2 separate regions of the Homo sapiens genome follow, and region 2 is linked to region 1. A link is a contact called in ENCODE Hi-C data. All regions are on one chromosome and are shown on one strand. The core of a region is the stretch at or near the end of the contact, and the rest is flanking DNA. Distances in the headings are between cores, read along the strand shown. Region 1 overlaps MEF2C-AS1 (MEF2C antisense RNA 1). Region 2 holds the start of MIR3660 (microRNA 3660).

Region 1 (7,909 bases), core at 1,811-4,310:
CATATGCTTTGGTGAGATTCATGCAGATAGTAATGAGAGGAAGCAACCAGAGAAGAAATATTATAAGATGTTTGACTCAAAGGCAAGATTTTCAGATGTTGCAGGGAGATGTAGGGACTGTCCTGATTAAGGCTGAGTAGGACAAGGTAAATACTAGGTAGGGAATGAGGCAATGGGTGGATAGGACAAAAGTGGCGAAAAAGAGAGAGAGAAAAAAAGAAAGAATGAAAGAAAGAAAGAAAGCAAACAGTGGGGAGACAGGGTCAAAATTTGTGTGGAATTTGTAATCATGCATAAAAGTTGATTGAAGAGGTTATGTGGAAGAACTTTTTAGGAATAAAGAAGAATTTGGTTAAAATAATGTGTAGAGGGCCTGGTGCAGTGGCTCACGCCTGTAATTCCAGCACTTTGGGAGACTGATGCCGGTGGATCACCTGAGGTCAGGAGTTCAAGACCAGTCTCACCAAAATGGTAAAACCCCCGTCTCTACTAAAAATACAAAAATTAGCTATACATAATTGTGGGTGCCTGTAATCCCAGCTACTTGGGAGGCTGAGGAAGGAGAATCACTTGAACCCAGGAGGCGGAGGTTGCAGTGAGCTGAGATCATGCCATTGCACTCCAGCCTGGGTGACAAGAGTGAAACTGCATCTCAAAATAGTAATAATAATAATAATAATATAGAGAGCTAATCATCCCCAAAGTTGCAGTTGTAATGTCAAAATGTCTGACAACTTGAAATCTTGGTCATCAAGGTTTATTGGTTCTACTGAAAACCTTGCCATTAAGCTGATGATATTAGGTCACAGATTTTGAGACAACAGTCTGATATAGACTGAACTGTATCCTGCCAAAATGTATATGTTGAAGTTCTTACCCCCAATATGATTATATTTCCAGTTGGGGCCATTGTAAGGTAACTAGGTGCAGATGAGGTCATAAGGGTTGAGTCCTCATAGTGGATTAGTGCCCTTATAAGAAAAGACATCAGACAACTAACTCTCCTTCTGCCATGAGGGGATGCAGCAAAAAACTGGCCAACTGCAAGCCAAGAAGTGAGTGTTCACCAGAACCTGACTATGCTGTCACCCTGTTCCTGAACTTTCAGCATTCAGAACTGTGAGAAATTAAGTTTCTGTCATTCAAGCCAGTCAGTCTATGATATTTTGTTATGGCAGACCAAACTGACTAAGACTCAGTCATTGATACTTTTTTTCCCCTAATTTGTGGTATTTATAGTTGTACCATCTTATTATCATCTCATTCAAGATCGTGAAACTTGTGAAAGAATTAAAACAGAATCCTACTCTTCAAAAGGTTTGAATAGAAATAAGTAATAAGTGATTAAAATAGAATTTAGGCTTGTGAACTAATAAAAAAAAGTAATAAAAATCATAAAACAGAGAAAGAAAGGAATGAAGGATAAAAGAAATAGAGTCCTTTGGAATCATAAAATGTCTTGCAAACGTCATCAAGTAGAATAGATTAGCAACAATACCAATTGAAATGGATTGACCTCTTACTACATTCTAGGCACCTTCACTTTCCAAAGCTTTTTCATTTATCCTCAAATAACCTTCTGAGGAAGGTGAAATACCATTTCTACCCTCATTCTATAAGGTAAAAATAAAGCCCAGGGAGGTAAAATGAAACTTTCCCAATATTACAGTGAAATAGCAATTCCAATGCAAGCCTATGAAAGAGCTAGGACTATACTTTAAAGCATTCATATGCTCCATAAGATTTACCTCAGTAAAAACTATTTTCTCCTTATTTTTTACTTATATATAAAGCTACACCCACATAAAATACTTTTTATTAGCATTTACTTACTACTTCTCAATCTTAAAACGGAGGCAAATGTATATGAAATGTCTAGGACAAGGTTTAAATTTTAAACTTTTAAGAATATGTTCCTGAAATGTTCACCATTTAGCTAAACTCTAGTTACTTTTCTATCTTCACACAAACCCGCAACGAAGATCTAGTATCTTGATCAATCCAAGTGAAAGGAAAAACTTTTATTTTTCAATGTGTCTCTCTTATTTCCTAATTGCAATTAAAAAATTGTCTATCTAAGTTTAGTTGTGACTTTCAAACTTGGATTTTAAAATAGAAAAGGGAACTATAACACTCTTCCTAGTGTTAAGTCTGACAGTTTAGGTGTGTTGTCATTAGTGGAGTAAGTAAACAAACTCTGACTTTATCTAGCCCAGGTTGTTTTACACCTAACTGATTTTATTAATGAGATCTTGTTCAGCCCCTCCAGTGTGTTGGCTAGAACACTGAGCTGGATGGCCTGTGTTTTATTTAGATCAGCACATTTTGTGGCTATGGGATGGTTAACACACTTCCTTGGGGTTCTGGGTGGTGGAAGCAAGTAAAATTTTACTAGGTGGCCTTAGAGGGAACCCGTGGTTTTATACTACTTCCAGGAGAGGAAGAGCAACAGGGAGCGACTTGATCCTGCTGGAGACATTGTCCAAGGGTGCGTTAACAGGAAAGGATGTCCAGGACAGAGCTGGCCAATTCTGCTAGAGGCCAGCTGACATTCATGTGGTTTATCTAGATCATCCCTATGAATGTCACTGAGGAAACAGTGTTTAACTTCTTAAAATATCTCCTACAAAACTAAAAGGAAATTGCACCAAGTATGGCATCTGGGAGTGAGGTACACAGCTGCCAAAGACAGGAAATCTAAAGTAAAGCTGCCTCCCCCAACCATTAGATTCCTTTAAAAATAATTCAGATTCTATGATAATCTAAATGAATACAGTCAGAGAGATTCTGAATTTCATTGTTTTCTAAGCAGTCTAAGCTAATGTGTCTCAGATTTTCCATTGGTGGTTGGTGTGATGATGCAAATAGAAGGAACAGGTTGGTGATTTGTATTAAAAAAAGACGTAGAACAACTTCCAATTGGTTACAATTTACAGTTGGCCAAGGAGTAAACACAACTTCTAGACTTGCCAGCCTTCTCAAATTGGCCATTTTTATCTCTCTTCCTGCGCTAGTTGCTCAAAGCCATATCCAAAAGTACCCTGACACAAAACCACTGAAGGGTGTGGTCTCTGCTTGTCCTGGGCAATGAACAGGGAAGCTATTTATGTCTAGGGCATCTCTATTCAGTGACTCATGTTTCGACTGGAAAATTGGCCACAGCTTTCTAGCAGCTCTTTCCTGCCAGCTCTCCTGGCATGCTACCCAATGCTTCCACTGCCCCACCCTCTCTCTCCTTGCCCAGTCTGCTTTTATATTCCTGAAGCCCCCACTTAATAATAGTCATTGTTCCATGTTAACCTTGAGGATCTGGGAGAAAGGACAATGAAGGGCATAGCTGTATGCTGTAATGAGCATTTGGCGCTATAGCAGGTGGAAAAGGCTTTGGGGATCTGGGCAGATTAGGAGGAGAGGGGGCTCTAGCAGATGTTGAAGCAAGATGATGTATTGCTGCTCACTCTGGGATTCAGACAATACCAGTGCAAAAGTAGAATAGGGAAAAGGGGAAAAAATTGATCCCTTCTGAAACAAACTGCACTAGAAACCAGACACACTTGAAAGTGAGCATTTAAGAGACAAATTTGTTGCCAGGCCCTGGGTTTTCTCCTGCCTTTTCTTTCTCTCTCTCTCTGTCTCTCTCTTTCTCTCTCACTTTCTCTTTTCTGATAGCATATCAATTGCCAAATTGTCCTTTTAATTAGATTGTTAACTACATCCAGGGCTGGACATATTTCCTATCAGTTTAAGGTTCTTATTAATATGACTTTTTTGCACCAAAAAAAAAATAGCAGTGGATGGATCAAGAATTTCATTTTCATTTTAGCCTTATCTGAGAACCAGGAAGCCATGTTAAGCAAAGGCAAATGCCATTTAAATGATGATTAGTTCACCATTTGAAGAAATATATATTTAAAGCTGTCCTTTTGCACTGAGCTAGGCAATTAAATAACAAAAATGTTGACATTAACAAATGCTTCATTCACTTTATAAAGAATAATACAAATAAACCTTAATCTTAATAGGTTTGTGATATTTTCAGTTCTGATTTTTAATATTTATTGCAATATGTTTTGTAAAATTCTAAAAATAAAGATAGATGAATTACCTACTGTAAGATATGGTTTGCACAATTATTCATATATATGCATTCACACACATGTATATAATACATTCTGGGTGTGGAATGAAAGCCAAAATCCAAGTATTCATCAAATGTAGACAAAAAAAAATCACAATCCTTAAATGTTGATAACACTGAAAACAATTGTGGACAAACATATTTCAGAGAGTGGTATATATGAAGGTTTGGATTGTCAAAAATTAGTCCTAGGAATTTTAGCTTCCCTTTTCCTCAGCACTCAATACATTTACTCTACCACATCAATTTGAATAAAAACAGGAACAAAATCTATTGATATTTCACCCATAAGAAAGACATTAGAAGCTAGAGATTGTAACCTATAACTTTTATCTACTTGGCTACATTGTCTATGACTAGATTTACTTAGAGACCATCTTTATGATAGGAAAAAATGATAGAGCAAATAGAGAAATAATGATGAGAAGAATTTTCCTCTTTCTAGTAACAGTTAATTGACTAGAAAGCCTGTTTGTGCTCATCATATATTATTTAGATTTTATTTAAACAGTAGCAGTTAAGTCGAGTACTACTATTTACATTGTCATAAATCTGATTTGAATAAAGTTTCATAGATTTTGTGTCTGCACTGCCATATCTACAAAGCAGTAAAAGGCACTAGCTGGGTAGGTAGTTATCAAGAATGACAAATATCCTAAAGTTGTTAAATCTCCCATTCTGAGGAGTTGAAGTGGGAAATGGAGAGATTATTCAACTCTATCAACATCTGATACAGTAATTTGACTTACTTAATCATTATGTCTCATCTTCCATTATTAATTTAAACAATTTTGGAATTTATGTATTCACGAATCAGACTTGTGTGATAGTAAATACGCATTAAAAATAGTATTTTGTGGAATATTTCAGAACTTGTACTTTTTACCATTTGTTCTTAGGCAGGTAGAATCAAGTAGTTCACTAAGGCTTGAATAATAGAGGGTAAACCTCCTAGTTCTAAGATGTCTGATATCTGCTCTGTAAAAAAATAAAATAAAATCACCCAAATTTCACTACAATAAAACAAGAGCCATTTTATTATGCTCAAACAATCCATGGGTCAGAACAAGGCAGAGTGGATATGGCTTATTCTATTATCATGCTCTATGTCTGCAGCATTAATTGAGGAAACTCAAATGATGGAGATTACCAGTGTTGCTGGGGTGTGGAATGAGCTAGAAGCTCGTTCATTCACATAAATGTTGCCTGGTTGGAATACCTCCAAATCTGAACTCAGCTTTGACTGTCAATGGAGTGCAGCTTGTGACCTCTCCATGTAGTTTGAGCCTTTCAAAAAATGAAGTGTGGCTACCTACAACCAACTGATTTTCAAAAAGTCAACAAAAATATGAAGTGGAAAAAGGACACTCTATTCAGTAAATGGTACTGAAACAATTAAATAGCCATATGCAGAAAAATGAAACTGGACCCCTATCCTTTACCATATATAAAATTAACTCAAGATTAATAAAGACTTATATGCAAGACCTGAAACTATAAAAATCTTATAGGAAAAACTCTTCCAGACTCTGGCATAAGCAAAGATTTTATGACCAAGACCTCAAAAGCAAATGCAACAAAAAGAAAAATAGACAAATGGGTCTTAATTAAAGAGCTTCTGCACAGCAAGAAAAAATAATAATAATAATAAACAGAGTAAACAAACAACTTACAAAATGGGAAAAAATATTTGCAAACTATGTGTCTGACACAGAACTAACATCCGGAATCCAGAAGCAACTCAAAACAACTCAAGAAGAAAAAAACAATCCCATTTAGAAGTGGACAAAGGAAATGGACAGACACTTCTCAGAAGACATACAGGTGGCCAACAAACATGAAAAAATGCCCAATATCACTAATCATCAGAGAAATGAAAATCAAAACCACAATGAGATGCCATCACACACCAGTCAGAATGGCTGTTATTAAAAAGTTAAAAAGCCACAGATATCGGTGAGGATGTGTAGAAAAGGGAATGCTTATACACCGTTGGTGGGAATGTAAATTAGTACAACCCTTACAGAAAAAAATATGGAGATTTCTCAAATAACTAAAAATTGAACTACCATTCCACCCAGCAATTTCACTACCGTGTATCTACCCAAAGGAAATCATTATATCAAAAAGACACCTGCACTTGTATGTTTATGACAGCAGTATCTGCAATAGCAAAGTCATGGAATCATATAAGTGTCCATCAACAAATGACTGGATGAAGAAAATGTAGTATATAAACCCCATGGAATACTCTGCAGCCATAAAAAGAATAAAATCATGTCTTTTGCAACAACATGATTGAAACTGAAGGCCATTGCCTTAAGTGAAATAACTCAGAAATAGAAAGTCAAATATCACATGTTCTCACCTATAAGTGAGAGCTAAACAGTGGATATACATGGACATAGAGGGTGGAATAATAGACACTGAGTATTTCAAAAGCGGGGAGTGTGGGAGAGAGGTGAGGGTTGAAAAATTACCTACTGGGTATAATGTTTACTATTTAGGTGATGGGTACACTAGAAGCCCAAGCCTCACCATCATGCAATATATCCATGTGACAAACCTGCACATGTACCTCCTGAATCTATAAAATTAAAATTAAAAATGATATATGAGATCTAAAAGAGAGTAGCTGGAAAGGAAATATCCAGAGGGTGATCTGTCTATGAGACCAAGGAAGAAGCTGCAAGGCTCCTTCTGACCTGGCCTCAAAATTCATATGTCATCCTTCCAGCCTCATTTTATTGATTTCAGGAGAGCCACTAAGGCCAGCACAGGTTCAAGAGAGAGACTCCACAACTTGATCAGGGAGTGGCAAGGTCATATTGCAGAGGAGCCTGTAAGATATGGTATAGGAGTTTCAGCTGTCTTTGGAAAATGCAATGTGCAAGTTGTCTTTCTCACAACATATATTTATCAGGTTTTTAATTAAATTTTTAAGCCATAATTTATGTAAAAATCTGAGGATAAAAAATGTGCATATAAATGTAATAAACAAGTCTAAATATCTGTATATTTCTAAAGCACTGGTAGCTGGCTATGGTACTAAAAATGTATTCTCTGAAATCTGATAAATCAGTTTGAATCCCAGTTTTGCCACTCATTAGATGTAGGCATGGATAACTTTCTAAAATCATTGAAGCCTGATTTTTCGTTTACAAAATGGAGATGAAAATAATACACACTTCACACAATTATTAAGATAGAGTGATATATTGCATTTAAACCATACAACTATCAGGCTATCCAAAAATGTCCGTTGTCTATATGGGTGTAGGCTTTGTCTGTGATGATGAAATAGGAATGCAGACATTTCTACAGATAAATCAATAAAAGTATTGAATTGGTATAATTCATGACAAATGTTCTAAAGTAGTACAATGCTTTATTTTAATACTTAATATTAAAATTGCAATGTCAATTTTTCTGAGATTTATTGAAGCCTTTAGTAGTATGATGAATCTTCAAATCATGTAGTTCTGTGTATACAGACTACATTTATTGTCCCATCCAGAGCTATTAAGTCAATATTCATCTGTTTAATGACTATTGTTTAAGCCAGGCCCTAGTGATACACTGACAATCAAGGCAGTCTTTAAAAAAACAAAAACAACAACAAAACAAAAGCAAAAAACCGAGTTTATAAATTGTGAGAAGAAGAATTAACTCTTCTATATGGGAATGGGTATTAATTCTGTTATATAGGAATGATTAGGAGGGATTAAGATGAAGGGGCTAACAGATATAAGAAAACTCATTCACTCATCA
Region 2 (7,909 bases), core at 3,606-6,105, 560 kb after region 1:
TTATGCAGTTTTCCCATGACATTTAAAGGAACCCTAAGCCTCTTGTGGGAAGTAAGATAAGGCATCCTTAGAAAGTGTTATCTCTACAGTTTACTACATTGGGATTACTATTCACTCAACTAAATATGATTTCAAAAAGTTAATTGTATTTTCTAGATATCTTAAAAAGAAACCATACATTTTTAAAAACATGCTGCTTTAACTTTGTCTAGAATCTTACTCCCTGCCCCCAAATTTAACAGCTTAGCTTTTCCATTGCTTAAGTAAGTGCCTTGTATTTGAATAATACAGCTTAATCAGATTTTTGAAAGCTTTTATTACATCGTTTTAAAGTGGCATAAATAATGTAAAGTAAGCCTAATTTCACATTAGACACCTTCTATGGCGGCTTATGAAGCTCAAGTTTTTTTAGTTTTTTTTTTTTTTTTTTTTTTTAATTAAGGCGATTCCAGCAGTCATTTCTGACTCTGTGGCATCTTTCTGCAAATCCTGTCCACTTTACTGCTATACCGAGGTTCATTTGTGTCATTCAAATCTTTGCTCTTTAAATATCCACTTATAAATTTATTATGGCAATACATTCATATCTTTACATTTAATCTGAAACTTCGGTAACAAGCAGGAGATGGAATAAATGAGTAGCAGACACACTTGACAAAGTCAAAATGCTCTCCTGTCAGTGCCCATATGAACTATTACAATGACAGAAGAGCATTTTAATTTTGTCCAGTTCTTCTTTCTCCTTTTCACTCTGCATTTCTCCTTCTCCAGCTGGCTACGGAAACTTTGATAAAAGATCCAGACTTTAAATGCCCAATATCCTCAAAAAAATGTCAGAGAATGTTTTAAAATCATAGATTTTGAATGACACAGATGAACTTCACTTGCAGCACTGCTGCAGTGGGGAATTTATCATTTTGTTAATTAAGAAGGGTTTTCCAATAGTCACTCCAGAAATTGCCTCTGGAATATCATTAATTAACAATCTTACTTCCACCATGGGAGGGAGGAATGAGGCCGAGCAGCAAAACTCACAAAAGGACTAACTTAAAATACACACACACACACACACACACACGCATTTGAAAAGCACCAGACAAATCTGGAAAAGAGGAGGGGAATGAATTACTTAACACAAATATTATAGGATCAACAGAGCTAACAAAAAATCCAATTCATAGCATTTAAAGCTATCTTAGTTCACAGGCCTTATGCTAGTCCCGAAATAAAGTCAACAATTTAGAAACTCTATCTGAACTAAATAATTTACCATGTTGTTTGGAATTTAAGGGCTTTCCCCCCAACAATGACTGCTTCCTTTCTAGGGAAGAAGAAAACAAGTCTTTTTTCCCCCCAGTTTTCTTATTTGTTGAGTATCCAGGTAACAAACTACTTAAAATCAACCAAACAAAACTTGATAATTGGCCCTATCCCCATGTGAGCCACAGAAGGATGTAACCATGGCAACCTGTCATTTAGAACAGACCATCTCACGTACCTTTCAGAATTTAAGCATATGAGAACTTATCCATTCCCAAGTAGAATTATCATGCCGGGAACATTTTGTTCTTTATTGCAGAGGAAGTATAAAGCCAGACTCTTAAATTGTTCTCAACAAGGTGTTCAGGAGAAAAGGAGGTTCAGTAGCCACGAAAAGATGGAGATACATACACTAATCTAAAGTTCTTTCTGTTGAGGAGTAAACAAGAATAGACTTGAGGAAAGGGCAATCATTAAAGCCGTGGTGACTGTAGCAGAATAGCTTGGTGAAACCTAAGTTTTCAAAGTAAGAATCTTTTCCAATGAGGAAAACAGCAGCTGACTGACACAAACACAGACCCTCCTTGATTTTAAAGGAGTTTGATCTTCATAGTCACTTTTAGCACACCAGAAAGTATTATTTCCCTCACATTTTTGCTGGTTGTTTTTTTTTTTTTTTTTTTTTTTTTTTTTTGGCAATCAAGACCTACAATAAGACTTTACCTCTCTGGATTTCATAATACAGGAAACTTTTTTTTTTGTTACTTTTTTTTTGTTGTTGTTAGTATTTAGTGACAGGGCTCAAACTGGCTGGGAATGTTCTGATAGACTCTTAATCTTCAGGTGTCTCAAACTGAACATAAAAGAGTTTGAAAAGTATTTCTTATTGAGATGACCAAGTCGCTTTTCTTTAACCATCAAAATGGTAATCATGATTAAAATCTGTGATCAATTTTAATTGTAGCAATGAAATGACAACCAACTTCTCCATTTCCACTAGAAAAATTTTAGAGAGTAAGAACATAAAAAGAGAACCTAGTGTCGGAACATCTCAAATTGTAAGGCTAGCCAGAATGAAGTAAGTTTTGTTAGAGCCAGGTGTATTCTCTTTGTAGTCTCTACATCAAGGGGCTATAATGGGTGTCTGAAGAAAAATCACGGGTTGATTTTATCCTTTATATTTAACATGCTGTCAAATTTATATTTCCACATTACTGCAATATGGGGATCACTGGGAACTGTGACTAACACTTTTGTCTATGTACAATAGTGTGGCATCTATAATAATTCTCTAACTCCTATTCACATCAACAAATGTGTATTGAGAACATACTCTGTGAAAGATACGCTGAAAAGAGTGGTGGGGCATGCCAAGAAGCAGTAGGTGATTTACCTAGAAGCTAATGTAAATTTAGGGCTCTTCCCCTAAATGACTCCCTTGCAAGAACCTAGCAGGGATGCTAGCAGTTTTTAAATTCATAGTTATTATTTTCCATTAAAAACACTTCCACAATTGCATGATCTTTAGGCTCCACAAAATCTAAATGGGCTGCCCTATCATCTCCCACTAAAGTTTAGTGGAAGCATCTGAAAACTTAGCACCATTTTTCTGTTTGAAAGTGTTGCAAGAACCACAATGAGGAGCCAATTGACAATGCTGCTAGAAGTTTGGAGACTTAAGGGAGAGAAAGAACGTGACCTAGGCAGCACTGTAAATATTGTGATGAAACGTAATAATTTAATGAGGTCTGTTTTACCATTTTGGACATCTATATTTAAGATTATTTTTAATATGTGAAAGTTCTTAACATTAATTTAAACCATTTGGAATTTTTTTTGCTACCAAATATATGGAGTCTAAAGTAAAAGAATATAAGTGGAACAATATATAATTTGTCTAATACATAGACAAGTATAATGTATTTGTTGACAAAATACATTAGTATTTTATGTTGGGCAGTATGTACAAATTTTACGTACATCAAACTCATAATGAACCTATGAGATAGGTACCATGATTATTTCTGTTTCACAGAGGAACCTGAGGAATGGAGAGATTAAATAATTTTCTGATAATTATATGACTTGTAATCATTTAAAATCTCATCAGAAAAAAAACTGTTTAGCTATAATAAAAACAAGAACTCTTTCGGGATCTTGATTTGGAATTCTAAATCAGTAACACCTCCCTTGAAAGCAATTTAGCAATATCATTTTTTAACTAAAATTTTCATACCTTTGACCCCAAATTTTATTTCTAGGAGATTAACATAAAGAAATCATCTAAAATTAGACAAAGATGTATATATATAAATGTTCTCTTTAGCATCATGTATAGTAAGAAATAATGAGGAATTAAAATTAAAGATACGTTATTATATCGGAATGGTGAGCAAATATATATGTTAGAGTGAAATACAGCCATTACAAGTTTTGTTTTACATTTTGCCTAATATTATAATATAAAATCATTGAACATATAAAAATGCATATTTTTAAAAAGACTGGAAAAATATGTTAAAACGGTAATAATTGCTTGAGATTATGGCCATACAGGTGGGAAAGTTCTATATGCAGCTGAAGGTATGAAGTTGGAACTGGGTAGTAAGTAAGACGTATCTGAAACTCAATATAATGATGAAATCATGAAAATAATGATGAAAGTCAAAGTAAATCATTCAGGATTAGATGAGATGGTAGTATGCTTTTTTTTTTTCCAACGTTGTGAAGATTCCCTGGACTTTTGAAATCTTCTAAGTTTGTGTTGCATTTATAATAAAATGATTTTAAAATGGGGGATCGGCCGGGCGTGGTGGCTCATGCCTGTAATCCTGGCACTTTGGAAGGCCGAGGTGGGTGGATCACTTGAGATCAGGAGTTTGAGACAAGCCTGGCCAACATGGTAAAACCCCATCTCTACTAAAAATACAAAATTTAACCAGGGATGGTGGAGTGGCGCCTATAATCCCAGCTACTCGGGAGGCTAAGCAGGAGAATCACTTGAACTCCAGAGGTGGAGGTTGCAGTGAGATGAGATCGCACCACTGCACTCCAACCTGGGCAACAGAGTGAGACTCTGCCTCAAAATAAACAAATAAATAACAACAAATGAGGGCATTGAAAACTGAAGATGTTGAAGAAGGATTTCAGGTTCTTAAAATATCAATGAGATTCATATGAGAAAAGAGGGTGAGGGCAATCCAGGGCCAGTAGCAGAATGAGTAAAAGCTTGCAGTAGCAAATGTGCAAGTTGCATCTGTGAGCAAATGTCCGAATTTCATGAAATTCAGGATTCCCTATATAAAGATAGAAAATAAATTTTATCTATTTGTGTAAATCCAATTATTGTGGCATTTTATGCCATCTTTGGAGTCTAAATCTTATCCAGTAATAATCATGGGTCCATATAGGCTTTTGAGCCAAAGACTAGCATGTAAAACCGGCCTTGCAGGAAGATAGATGGAGTAGCAGTAGGTAGAAGACACAGGAGCCATAGAAGACTGAGAGAAGTAGCACTCTGCCATAGTTTTCAACACATATGATGATTAATTTTGAAACTACAGTAGTTAATGCATGATGTTGAATGTACAGCCCACCATCATGGTCTGGCAAAGAATGTAAGACTCCAGAGAAACAACTGGATTTGATGCAAATAAATGTATGAAATGAAAATGATGAAAGAAGAATAAGCATTTTGGAGACTCTGAGTTCCAGTGAATTGAATGGTATCATCTACTTTTAAAATAAATAAATAAATAAATAAATAAATAAATAAATAAATAAAGGCAGCGGAGAGAGAGAGAGAGAGAGAAAGTCACAGCTTATTTGAGATGAAAATGATCTCAAATTTTAATATGTTTAGTTTGAGGAGATAGTGCACAAAGGGAGTAAGTCCCAAAAGCAGCTGAGATATATAGAATTTTGAAGCTGGGGTAAACGAAACAAAAGTTTCTCTTATGACTCAAACGAACTCGCTGAGCCAGGAAAAGGAGAAAAAACAAAAAAAAACAATCAACTTTGCCTGGTACCATCAGAGGGTGTTAGCAGTTACTCATTTTAAGTGTCACTTTGCAAACAGACTTAAACCAACCTTTTGGAACCTAACCAAAGCATAAATAGAAGAAGTTCTGTAAAGAGGAGGGCTATCAACATGGAAGTGAAAGTCAAAACCATGAGTCACAGTTGATTCAGGGAAAGCATACAAAAGAGAAAGAGAAATGGCCAAGAATTAAACTCTGGGAACATTCACAGATAAGAAAAATATAAGGAAGAATTTAATTTCAAAATACAGTTTCTTTAACTACCCAAAACTCAGAGACATGAGGCCAAATTTGGTCAGATCAAATGTGGAAAACCCACACTGAAACACTGGAAAGAAAAAGCCGGAGAAAAACCAAAACAAATCTTTTAAATCAGAATTTGGAGTACGTTGTTTACTGGAAATCAAGAAACTCTCAAAATCAACCAGTATATGACTGTATGTCACAGAAGAAATTTATTACTAAAACAAAAATTCTCTGGGGAAAATAAAAAGCAGATACATTTTAGTTTCAAATTCAATTACAAAGATATTAAGACTAAAAAATATATTTACCTGTGGAGTAGCCCAATTAGCTGAATTAACCTGTAATATTAAATTTGAAATGATTATATTTTTCTTCAAAAATCACATATGTAAATAAAAATACATTAAAAATAATAAATAAGTCCAAAGTTTAAATGCTTTTATATGTATTTTTTTCAGATGGTAAATATAGTGAACTGCTTTCTCTGTAAATGTTCCTCCTCTATCCATCATGTCAGAAAGATCCACTATACTCTTTCTCATAGACTCTCACATTTATGGATTCTCAAGAACAATTTCACTTTCACTGGAATTAAAGCAAGTATGTTCTTTTTCCTGATGGCCAAATCCCAAGAGATTTAGTTAAATTGAAGTTGGGCAAAGGTACTAAGTCTCAAGAGCACTTATTGGGAATCTGTGGGTGTGTCTTGTCACCAGGGTTACAGTAAAACATGTTTCCAAGCTTGGAGGTAAGCAAAAGTGGCTCTAAAAACAATTATAAGTTTTAAACTTGCTTTAATGTGGTAACCAAAAAGAGTAAGGCTACTTTAACGTATTTTTATTTGAATTTAACAATTGCCCACATTTTTCTGTACTTTTTTCAAATCATATTTTCAAGAAATAAAGCAATGAAGATAAATTTAAAGTCCTTCATATCTACCTCCACCCCACTTTCACTCTTTTCCTCCCTAAAGGCAAACTTCAGAAACTAAATAAATATTCAGCCTCACCAGTAACCAGGGAAGTACAAATTAAAACCATGAGATACCATTTCACATGCATCAGATTGCCCAGCATTTATAAAGCCTGACAATGTCAGGCTCTGGTGAGTCTGTGAGAAAACAGGGATCCTCTATCCATATGATGGGAATATAAACTTGGAACTATCACTTTGGGGATAAATTTGCCAGTATCTTGTAAATGTAGAATGTGTTTACTCAATGGCAGGGCAATTCCACAGATAGATTGAGAAAATATTCTTTCCTTCTTCTGGGCATATAGAAGGATTAAACTCCTAGTCCCCATGTCTTTGGGTGGGACTAGTTCTAGCCAATAATTTACAGTCAAACAATGTTGTCATGTGTTGCTGGATATGTAATTGCCAGTGTAAGACTCTCAAGCTCCATCTTGCCTTGTGAAGATGATCTTGGAAGCATATGCTAATGTGTAGGGGACACAAAATCAAGTCAGCCTCAGAATGCTGAGCCACATACATGGTCAGGAGCTGTCCTCAAGGATCATCTGAACCTGTTAACAGATTTTATGTGAGAAAGATAAAAAATTTCTCTTGTGTTAGGCCACTGAGGTTTGGAGGTTGCTTCCTATGGCAGCAAAACTAGCTTATCCCAGCAAATACATAAATTTACACACCAGACAAAAATTCTTACTCATATACACAAGAAGACACAGGCACAAATGCATCCTTTATAATAAAAGAAAATTGAAGAATGTTTCAGTTTATGAGTAGTGCAGTTAATTGTGGTATACTTTTATGTTTTCAACCAAAAACATAAAATAATTTATGTGTATATGGATTAATCCTGAAACAAATTTTTGAGACAAACAAGTTGACATATGATATGCACAATACAGTAATGCTAGAAAATAAGCTCTATTAGCACAGGATATTGTTTCAGTAACTACCATATTCCCACTGTTTAGAACAGTTCCTGGCAGGTGACAGCAATAACTCAATAAATATCTTTTAAGTGAATAAATTATTATTTTGCAATGTTTAGAAATGTAGTATATACTATATAATACCTAGGGATCATATATGTAATAAACATTTATGAAACATGCTGGAACTTCATTTTATTAGTTCATTTTAAGTCCCACAGAGTAATTATAAGGGTAACTCCATTGACTTGTAAACCCCAAATTAAGCTTTCCTTGTATTAGGACATTCTGATTTGACATTTGCTGTTGACATTACTTCAGAGCCAGTCTCCTCACTAGTAAAGGACTGAAACAGTATCTACTGCACAATATTCTTGTGAGGATGAAATTAGATGGTATGATCAGAGTGCTCAGAACAGAGAGTAGCATAAGTAGGCAATCAATAACTATTAGCAACTATTATTG

Evidence for each region. A loop is a pair of places that touch in the nucleus more often than their neighbours do. Pooled maps may share reads with other maps.
Region 2: a map with no recorded cell type shows a loop between it and region 1 (2.6-fold over the local background). The contact joins two enhancer-like sites. A Hi-C loop is called at or near these places in 5 of 37 single-sample maps with no recorded cell type and 3 of 50 pooled maps.

The regions. Positions count from the first base shown.
Region 1 is chr5:89,455,076-89,462,984 of GRCh38, forward strand. All of the region lies in intron 8 of MEF2C-AS1 (MEF2C antisense RNA 1), which reads left to right. Among named protein-coding and RNA genes, the nearest start is that of LINC02161, 120 kb to the right of the region's middle. Within about 2 kb of position 3,061, at least 8 of the 41 ENCODE cell types and tissues checked have a DNase peak (open chromatin) inside an H3K27ac peak, as active enhancers do.
Region 2 is chr5:90,015,981-90,023,889 of GRCh38, forward strand. MIR3660 (microRNA 3660) reads right to left here and starts at 740; the gene lies at 641-740. Within about 2 kb of position 4,856, at least 7 of the 41 ENCODE cell types and tissues checked have a DNase peak (open chromatin) inside an H3K27ac peak, as active enhancers do.